Linked DNA regions of Homo sapiens: region 2 is linked to region 1. Evidence: read pairs that join two places in POLR2A ChIA-PET (ENCODE). Cell type or tissue: endothelial cell of umbilical vein. All regions are shown on one strand.

What was found. ChIA-PET counts read pairs that join two places held together with the same protein. Peaks named below come from ENCODE experiments on the same cell type or tissue, not always from the same donor. Only the 100,000 strongest peaks of a DNase experiment are listed, where the experiment ranks them.
Region 2: POLR2A ChIA-PET joins it to region 1 with 5 read pairs; 2 of 35 experiments call an interaction of 5 or more read pairs at or near these places.

What each region holds. Positions count from the first base shown.
Region 1 is chr6:128,492,593-128,496,592 of GRCh38, forward strand. All of the region lies in intron 1 of PTPRK (protein tyrosine phosphatase receptor type K), which reads right to left. Among named protein-coding and RNA genes, the nearest start is that of PTPRK, 26 kb to the right of the region's middle. In endothelial cell of umbilical vein, no CTCF peak of the experiment used is centred here; a DNase peak (open chromatin) is centred at 2,029; H3K27ac peaks cover 441 bases.
Region 2 is chr6:128,303,553-128,307,552 of GRCh38, forward strand. All of the region lies in intron 3 of PTPRK (protein tyrosine phosphatase receptor type K), which reads right to left. Among named protein-coding and RNA genes, the nearest start is that of PTPRK, 220 kb to the right of the region's middle. In endothelial cell of umbilical vein, no CTCF peak of the experiment used is centred here; a DNase peak (open chromatin) is centred at 1,849.

The DNA of each region.
Region 1 (4,000 bases):
CGGGATTTTGAAGTATTTAATAAGTAAATACACTTGCCGCAGCACCTGGCATGAGGACAAGTTCATAGCTGTTATTTTCATGCTCAGTATCTAATTCATCTCCTACTACTCTATTGAATATAACCCACTCTTCAAGTTGGACTGTTTGGCCTGAAAATAGTCTTAAGTTTTCTCTTCAGCTGAAATACTCCATCTCCCAATCTTTGCATATGGAAACCCTTGCCTTCCAAAAACCCCTTGCTAGTGCCACACTTTCCACCTATCCTTTCCAAGCCTAGACCTGCTTTCTCCCTTCTCTTGGATAGCCCCCTTGTGCTTTTTGGAAAGGGCAGGAGACACTGATGTTTGCTCATTTTTGTGGCAACCCATACCCCAAATTTTCCCCCAATCCAGAGTGTGGTGTCCCATGTGCCACCAAAATGTAAGTATTTTAGAAGCCGGAATATGTGTTTTTATTGCTCTCTAACAATATCTGGCACATGGTAGGCACTCAACAATATATGTTAAATGAATGAGTGAGTTGGCTGTTTCTATTGCAAAAGAAAGCCAGCATTCACCTCCTTTACTTTTTCCTAAGAGCAAATTCTATTGACCAAAATTCACTAAAAACTGGAAATTAAAACTGCAATTTTTAAAAATTTATTACATACGAACATCTCAAGCCCAGTCAATGTACCCCCCGCTAACTGGCTGGGCGCGGTGGCTCACGCCTGCAATCCCAGCACTTTGGGAGGCCAAGGTGGGCTGATCACGAGGTCAGGAGATCAAGACCATCCTGGCTAACACAGTGAAACCCTGTCTCTACTAAAAATACAAAAAATTAGCTGGGCATGGTGGCAGGCGCCTGTAGTCCCAGCTGCTTGGGAGGCTGAGGCAGGAGAATGGCGTGAACCCGGGAGGCAGAGCTTGCAGTGAGCCGAGATCGTGCCACTGCGCTCCAGCTGGGTGAAAGAGCGAGACTCCGTCTCAAAAAAAAAAAAAAAGTACCTCCCGCCCCCTACACACACACACACACACACACACACACACACACACACACACACACACACACACAGAAACAACTATACTTATACTGTGGTCAATTCATAGAACTAGAAGAGAGTTTAGAAATCACCAAATGCAAATGCTTTATTTTAACCACATGGTAAACAAGCACAATGGGTGACTTGGTGTCATCAAGGCACTTTTCCTCCATCTCTTCATCTGGAAACTCCAAAGGTAACTGTCCCCTCATCTATGATGCTTTATCCAACTTCTCCAGATACAGCCAGTAACTCTGTCATCTGCCTTCTCTAAGCACTTCATTTCTACGTGAGTTATAACATTTATCTACATGTCCATTTCTCCAAACAGACTGAAGCTCCTAGAGGGCAAAACCTAAACAAAGCCTAACATAGTGCTGGTACACACTAGTGGTTTACCACATTGGTTAACGTTAAATATAGACAAACAGTAGTTACTAGAACAGGTGTCTGTGGTCCAACTACCTGGGCAGCTGAGGCAGGAGGATGGCTTGAGCCCAGGAGTTTGAGGCTGCAATGAGCCATGACCTCAACTGTGAACAGCCACCGCACTCCAGCCTGGGTAATGTAGCAAGACCCTGTATCTTAAAAAAAAAAAAAAAAAAAAAAGTGTAGTTACTTGAACCTGCTAATTGATAAATTTTAATTGTTTCGATAAGATTACGTGTTATGCTGACATTCACCATCACCATTTTTTAAAGATATAATGATTTAGTAGATTTTAAATTTAAAAGATAAAATAAGCTACATTATAGTAAATTTTGACAACAATTTTCCTTCTAAATATATCCCTGAAATTAGTATATTGTGTTTCAGATAAGATGTAGGAAGCTTTGTGATCCGCCAGACTTGCAGTGTGTAAATAGGGAACAACTTTGAAACTGCTGCCCAACAGCTGGAGTACTCAGCGGGAGCACTGCAGTTAAAAAAAAACACTTTTGTTTCCCTGGGGGCAAAAGGCTAGAGCCAAACACAATAGTACAACCAAAACAACAAAAGGAGAAAAAATGTTTACAGGATTTATCTTGACGCTTTGGGAAGGAAAATAAAATATTACAACACTTCAATGGAAGTGGCACCACGCCGTCATGCAATCCAAAAGCATTTTAAAATCTGCCCATGATGTTTTTTCTAGTAAACATTTCCAAAAGAGCCTGAAACTTGATTTATGTGTGTGAAAGAGAATTAGAGTATACCTCCCTACATTTTACAACTCACATTAAAACTGTCATAACGCCCTGAAAGTATAGGGGAGAAAGTAAGAGCTGAATTGCTATTTTTCTGACATTAGTAAGCAGTCACATTGTAAAGCCTTTGCTATTCTCACAAAAAATAAATAAATAAAATAAACAAAAATCTCAGTTCTCAACTCTCCGGTATGTGTTCATTTTCTAAGACAAACCACTAAAGAAAATATAAGAATTTTAAAAATATTTCTTCCTTTCTTCATATTTTATTATACATCAACTCTGTGCAATTTAAAACAAACTGTGTGGGTGAGTGTGTGTATCTATCCATTCATACACAGTCTAAAGAAGAGAAAGTGAATAGGCAAAGAACTTCAAAAATAGCAAAGCTTATCACTCAAGGAAGTTAAAGGAGAATCAATATAGAAAGGTGCCTGGGGTAAGGACCCAGTTGTTTAGAACTGAATTTTAAATGACTACATTTTAAACAAATGCATATGTACATAGATATATACTTTAAATCTTAATAAGAGACGCAATTTCAGGGAAAAGATAAAAGAATATATAGCCATGTTGCCTAAAAAAGGAATTATGTGAACTGTAAGGAAAAGGTAATATGCAAATTTGTTTTTAAATCCTCGTGGAGGCAAGAGCCTAAAAAAAAAAATCCTCCTTAAATGTTACAGTTCAAACCAAATACTCAGGCAGCATCTCTCATCCTTCCCTCTCTCTAAGTCCCCACAAATCTACTAGCATGCTCCATCACTCCCACCTTCAAAATACCTTTACCTGTACACTTCTCTCACCCTACAGTCACTTAGACTGCAACAATGTCCTCCTAACTGGTCTCACCAAAATCCACGTGGCCCCTCCAAACCCTTTTTCACACTATACTGAGGGCGATACTTATGAAAATTTGATCATGTCTTTTCCTTTAAGTCGTCATCGTTAGTTATAAGGTCCTGCATGCTCTGGCTTTTACCTGAAGCTTTGGCCACTCTCACCAGACTCTCCTTCACGCCTCTTCCCCAGCCATAGTGAGTGGGCTTCTCTCAGTTGCTGCAATGCACTGCATTCTCTCCAATGCACCGCATTCTCTCCAGTCTCCATGTCTTCACACAGGTGGGACTCTTTGCTTGTATCTCCTGCCTAGCTTTCCTAATGTCAAAATTCCTGTGCACTCCTTGGGTAAGACACATTCTTCTAAACCCCCTATATTTTTTTCTGGACTTTCCAAACTTAGGATTACATATTGACAAGTATATGTTTCACATCCATCTACCCCAGACTGTAAAAGTCCAGGATGAAAAGTCCACAATGAAAAGGACTATGACCTCAGTCCCTAAAGCATGCCACAGTGAAGGTGCTCAATATACAGCTGAAGACTGAGAGTGTCTTTCAAAATCTCAAGAAAAAAAGCAAACTTGATGAGGAAGCCCATCTTAGATTCCAGCAATGTGATTATCAGAAAAAACATTTCCCTAAATCTTAAGGCAGAAAAGTAGAGCAGGGATGGGGGCTAGTCCTAAAACCCAGTCCAGTAGTAAAGTAGAGAATAGAGAATAATAATTGTAAAATTCCACCTCTGATTATTATATATTATATCTAAGGAATTTGTCATATACTTTGTAACCCTATGGTTCCTCGCAGAATGTTGTAAATATGGTTAGCATTTAATGAATATTTGATGAATAACCATTTTTAAGATAAAATATTAAACCTAAGTGAAGTGACAACTTTAAGACCTTGAGATGTGAGATCAGGTCCAGATGTTATCCTTACATGGTCCTG
Region 2 (4,000 bases), 190 kb before region 1:
ATATGGGTTGATGCTGTTCAATATTAGTGCATGGTATTCTATTATAAATCATACATTCTCTAAGTAGATAGGACTCTTTGCTACCTCAATATCTTAAAATAATATCTGCTGTAGTTGATTACCTTAAGCTGGAAGACTTGTTAAAGCTGTGGAATGAAGATTCGTTGCTTAACTTTATTCCATTAAAATAAGTTGTTCAAGCACATTTCTGTTTTTAAAATGAATTTTTTTTCTTTAAAACAATCTATTTTTACATAGAATTTAAAGAGCATACAATTTTCATAATGATTGCAGTTCCAAGGGCTGATTATTTCAATTACAACACTCATTTAACAATTATTTGAAGTCTAGATACCTGTTGAAACAACAGAGTTTACCCTACGAAGACAAAAGCAACACTGCAGTCAGACTGAAACACAATCATGGAAGATGGTTGTGTCACAGCCCCACGACTTATGCAATTTTGGAGCCCAGGACTTATGCAATTTTGGAGCATTAACATTATTCTGAAATGTGCTCCATATTTTGCCTGTGGTTTACCTAAAAAGACCAAGAGAGGCACAGTAGTGCCTTCTGCTCTTCACTGCTAAGCTGGGGTGACATAAGACCTCTTTCCACATAGTCTTGCCAAGCAAAACCTAAGTATACTAGTTAGAAGGAGAAACATAGCTTCTTTATGAGAGAAAGTATTTTAGAATAACTCACAAATTAACAAGTTTTCTTTAATTAATGTCACTACTGAAGGGGGTAGCATTTAACATCAGGGAGGCCCAACTTTAGCAACTATATTTTAGCTTAAATAAGTACCCATGTTTCATTATATCATACAGAACAGGTAATTTCAATGGATGTAAAGGATAAAAATACACAAAACACCCCTTTGGTTGGACTTTAAGAGAAAAAGTTATTTGTAAAATGCATAAAACATTTAAGTTTTTTTGAAAGTAGTTGAATGGAAAGGCTCACTAAGAACCCTTTCTGTGTGTGATATGTGCAAATCAAGTGGCTTCTTATGAGTCTCTAAAATCTGGTTGTTAGAGAAAATAATCATTAAAGCCCTTGAAATTAAAACATATATAACTCTACCAATTGCTAAGTTTAATAACGATGATTACCTGTTTAAAGAAATGCAACTTTGCACAAAGAAAAGCATCTCCAGATTTATTTGTTCAAGAGAATTCAGTAGAACGCTAAATTCCCAAGGAGTTCATTTTCACATACAATCAGCACATGCTCCCTAGTCCAGCTAGGAAGACAGTTAACAAACTGATAAAACCTAGAAGAGAGAAGAAGACAAGAAACTATTTTTTTAATAAAACAAAACTTGTGAGAAACAAGGCACTCTAACTCACCATGGCAGTTTAAGAAATGGATCATATACCACCGTGCTGCTCAAAAAGCAGTGGCAAATGGCAGTTCTCTGGCATGCCTATTTTGTTACTTCCATATTTCTTAAATAATTTTTTTTCTGAAGATAAAAATAGCTCTTTATTCTACTCAAGTATTCTTTTCTTGAATGCTATAAAGATGAGCTAAACAGTAAGTTTGAAAAAGAAGACAAGAAAGAGTCGATACTCTTTTTACTAGATTTTTGAAGAATTCCCGTTTCAAAGTCATCATTTTATTGGCTTATCACTGTCATTTTAGTGCAGACTAATTAATATCTGAAATAAAGTTGACTAATAGAGGTGGCTTCAACCAGATTTTTCTCCTTCTTTTATTTTTCTTCTTTACATGAATCACCAAATAATACTGGATTATCCTTCTACATCTTTAGTAGCTTAGAGGATTTAAAGTTTCCTTTTTTCCACAAAGAGTCCATAAACATATCAGGCTTGAATAGTTAGTCTAGGTACTTTCACTATGACTCGCCTTGTTTATATAAAACAGAAATGTAAGAAAACAAGTCTACTAGAATCTAAATGTATTATTGCTATGGTAGCATTACTTTTCTCTGGCTGAGAAAGTCAAGAAACACACAAAAAGAAAAGAAATCAAGAAAACAAATAGAAATGAAACATTTATAGTTAACATTTAAAAAACAAGTAATTTAGGAAAGAAAGGCTATCCATGCAGGTTGAAAATTGGATCTTCAGAAAAATACAGATTCTGTCAATTATTCTAAGTAAAACTCAAATGTTTCATTTTTGCCATAATAAAATTAATAGCATCCTTTAAACTTTAACTACACAAATGAATTGTTATTAAAAGAATTTCACCCAGAAGAACCCAAATACAATTTCATAGAATAAGACCAGTATCCTTCTACTAATCAATCCCTCAGTATTTATTAATTATGTGTTATATGCTAGCTATTATGATGGATGCTATAGGGAATGCATTAGTTTGTTCTAACACAGCTATGAAGAAATACGTGAGACTGGGTAATTTACAATCATGGCAGAAGGCAAAGGCGAAGCAGATATCTTCTTCACAGGGTGGCAGGACAGAGTGAAGGGGGAAGCCTCTTATAAAACCATCAGATCTCCTGAGAACTCACTCACTATCACAAGAACAGCGTGGGGGAAACCATCCCCATGATTCAGTTATCTTCACCTGTTCTGCCCTTGGCACATGGAGATTATGGGGATTACGATTCAAGATGAGAATTGGGTGGTGACACAGAGCCTAACCATACCAGGGAATAAAGGAAAATATAAGAATCTGTACCTTTATTTCAACAAAAACATTCAAGAAGGTTATAGCTCAGTGAATCATGAATGCCAAAAGAATGATAGAATGGATTGGATTTCTATTTGCCAGTTAGTGGAGCAATGGATACAATGGAATGAGCTAATAAGTGAAAACAAAAATGCAAGATAATTTAAAGAGAAACTAAGTTAGAAGACAGATGTTATAAAACAGAACTGGGGCTAGACAAGAAACAGAGAGAGCCTTAGGGACCAGCCACTTTACTATGACAAAGAGGAATTAATAATGTTACTTTCATTCGAGAGAATCGGCAAGGTATGGTGGCTCATGCATGTAACCCCAACATTTCAGGAGGTTGAAGCCAGAGTAGCTTGAGGCCAGGAGTTCAAGGCTAGCTTGGTCAACATAGGCAGACAGCATCTCTGAAAAAAAAAATTTAAAAATTAGCCGGGTGTGGTGGCATGTGCCTGTAGTCCCAGCCACTCGGGAGGCTGAGGCAGGGAGGATCACTTGAGCTCAGGAGTTAGAGACTGCAGTGAGCTATGACCACAGCACTGCATTCCAGCCTGGGCAACAGAGTGATATTTTGTCTCAAAAGAAAAAAAATTAAGAGAATCAAAATTTATACTTTAGAAAAATTAATACTAATATGGTGTCAGCTGCACATGATCTGTGTGGGGAAAACAGAAATTCAAGAGGTATACTTGAAACATTTCGGAGGTCTGAGGTTCAGGTCACATGGCATGAAATAGGGTGGTAGTAGGAATAAAAACTATCAGATAAAAACTCATTTCAAAGGACATGTTTAAAGGATCTAGATGCCAGTTAGATGTAGGGGGAGTAAGAAAGTGTGAGAAACTGGTTCCATTTTAGATATAATTAGTTTAAGGTGATGTACATCAACATGGAAATTTCTAGCAGGCAGATAGAAGGCTCAGAGCTCAGAAGAAAAAAAAATATATATATATATATATGGATATATACATACACACACACACACATAGACACACACATACAAGACAAACACAGAGAAACAAAGAAAAAAACACAGAAAAAAATGTATATGCATGAATCCAGCACTAAGGAAGAGTATCATAAATATCCTACTTTATGCTGTATATAAAATCAAACCCAAAGTCATCAAATATTTAAATTGGAAAGGCAAATCATAAAATTTTTAGAAGAAATATAGAATTAAATAACCTCAGTGCTGGGAAGAGCTTCTTAACAAAGTCATTCCTTTTTTATTTGTAAAGTAAAAAAAAAAAAAATCAAAAAAAAATCAATATTAAAATTAAGGCTTTTTGTCCAAAGAACTATAAGAAACTGAAAAAATAAACCCAAGCCA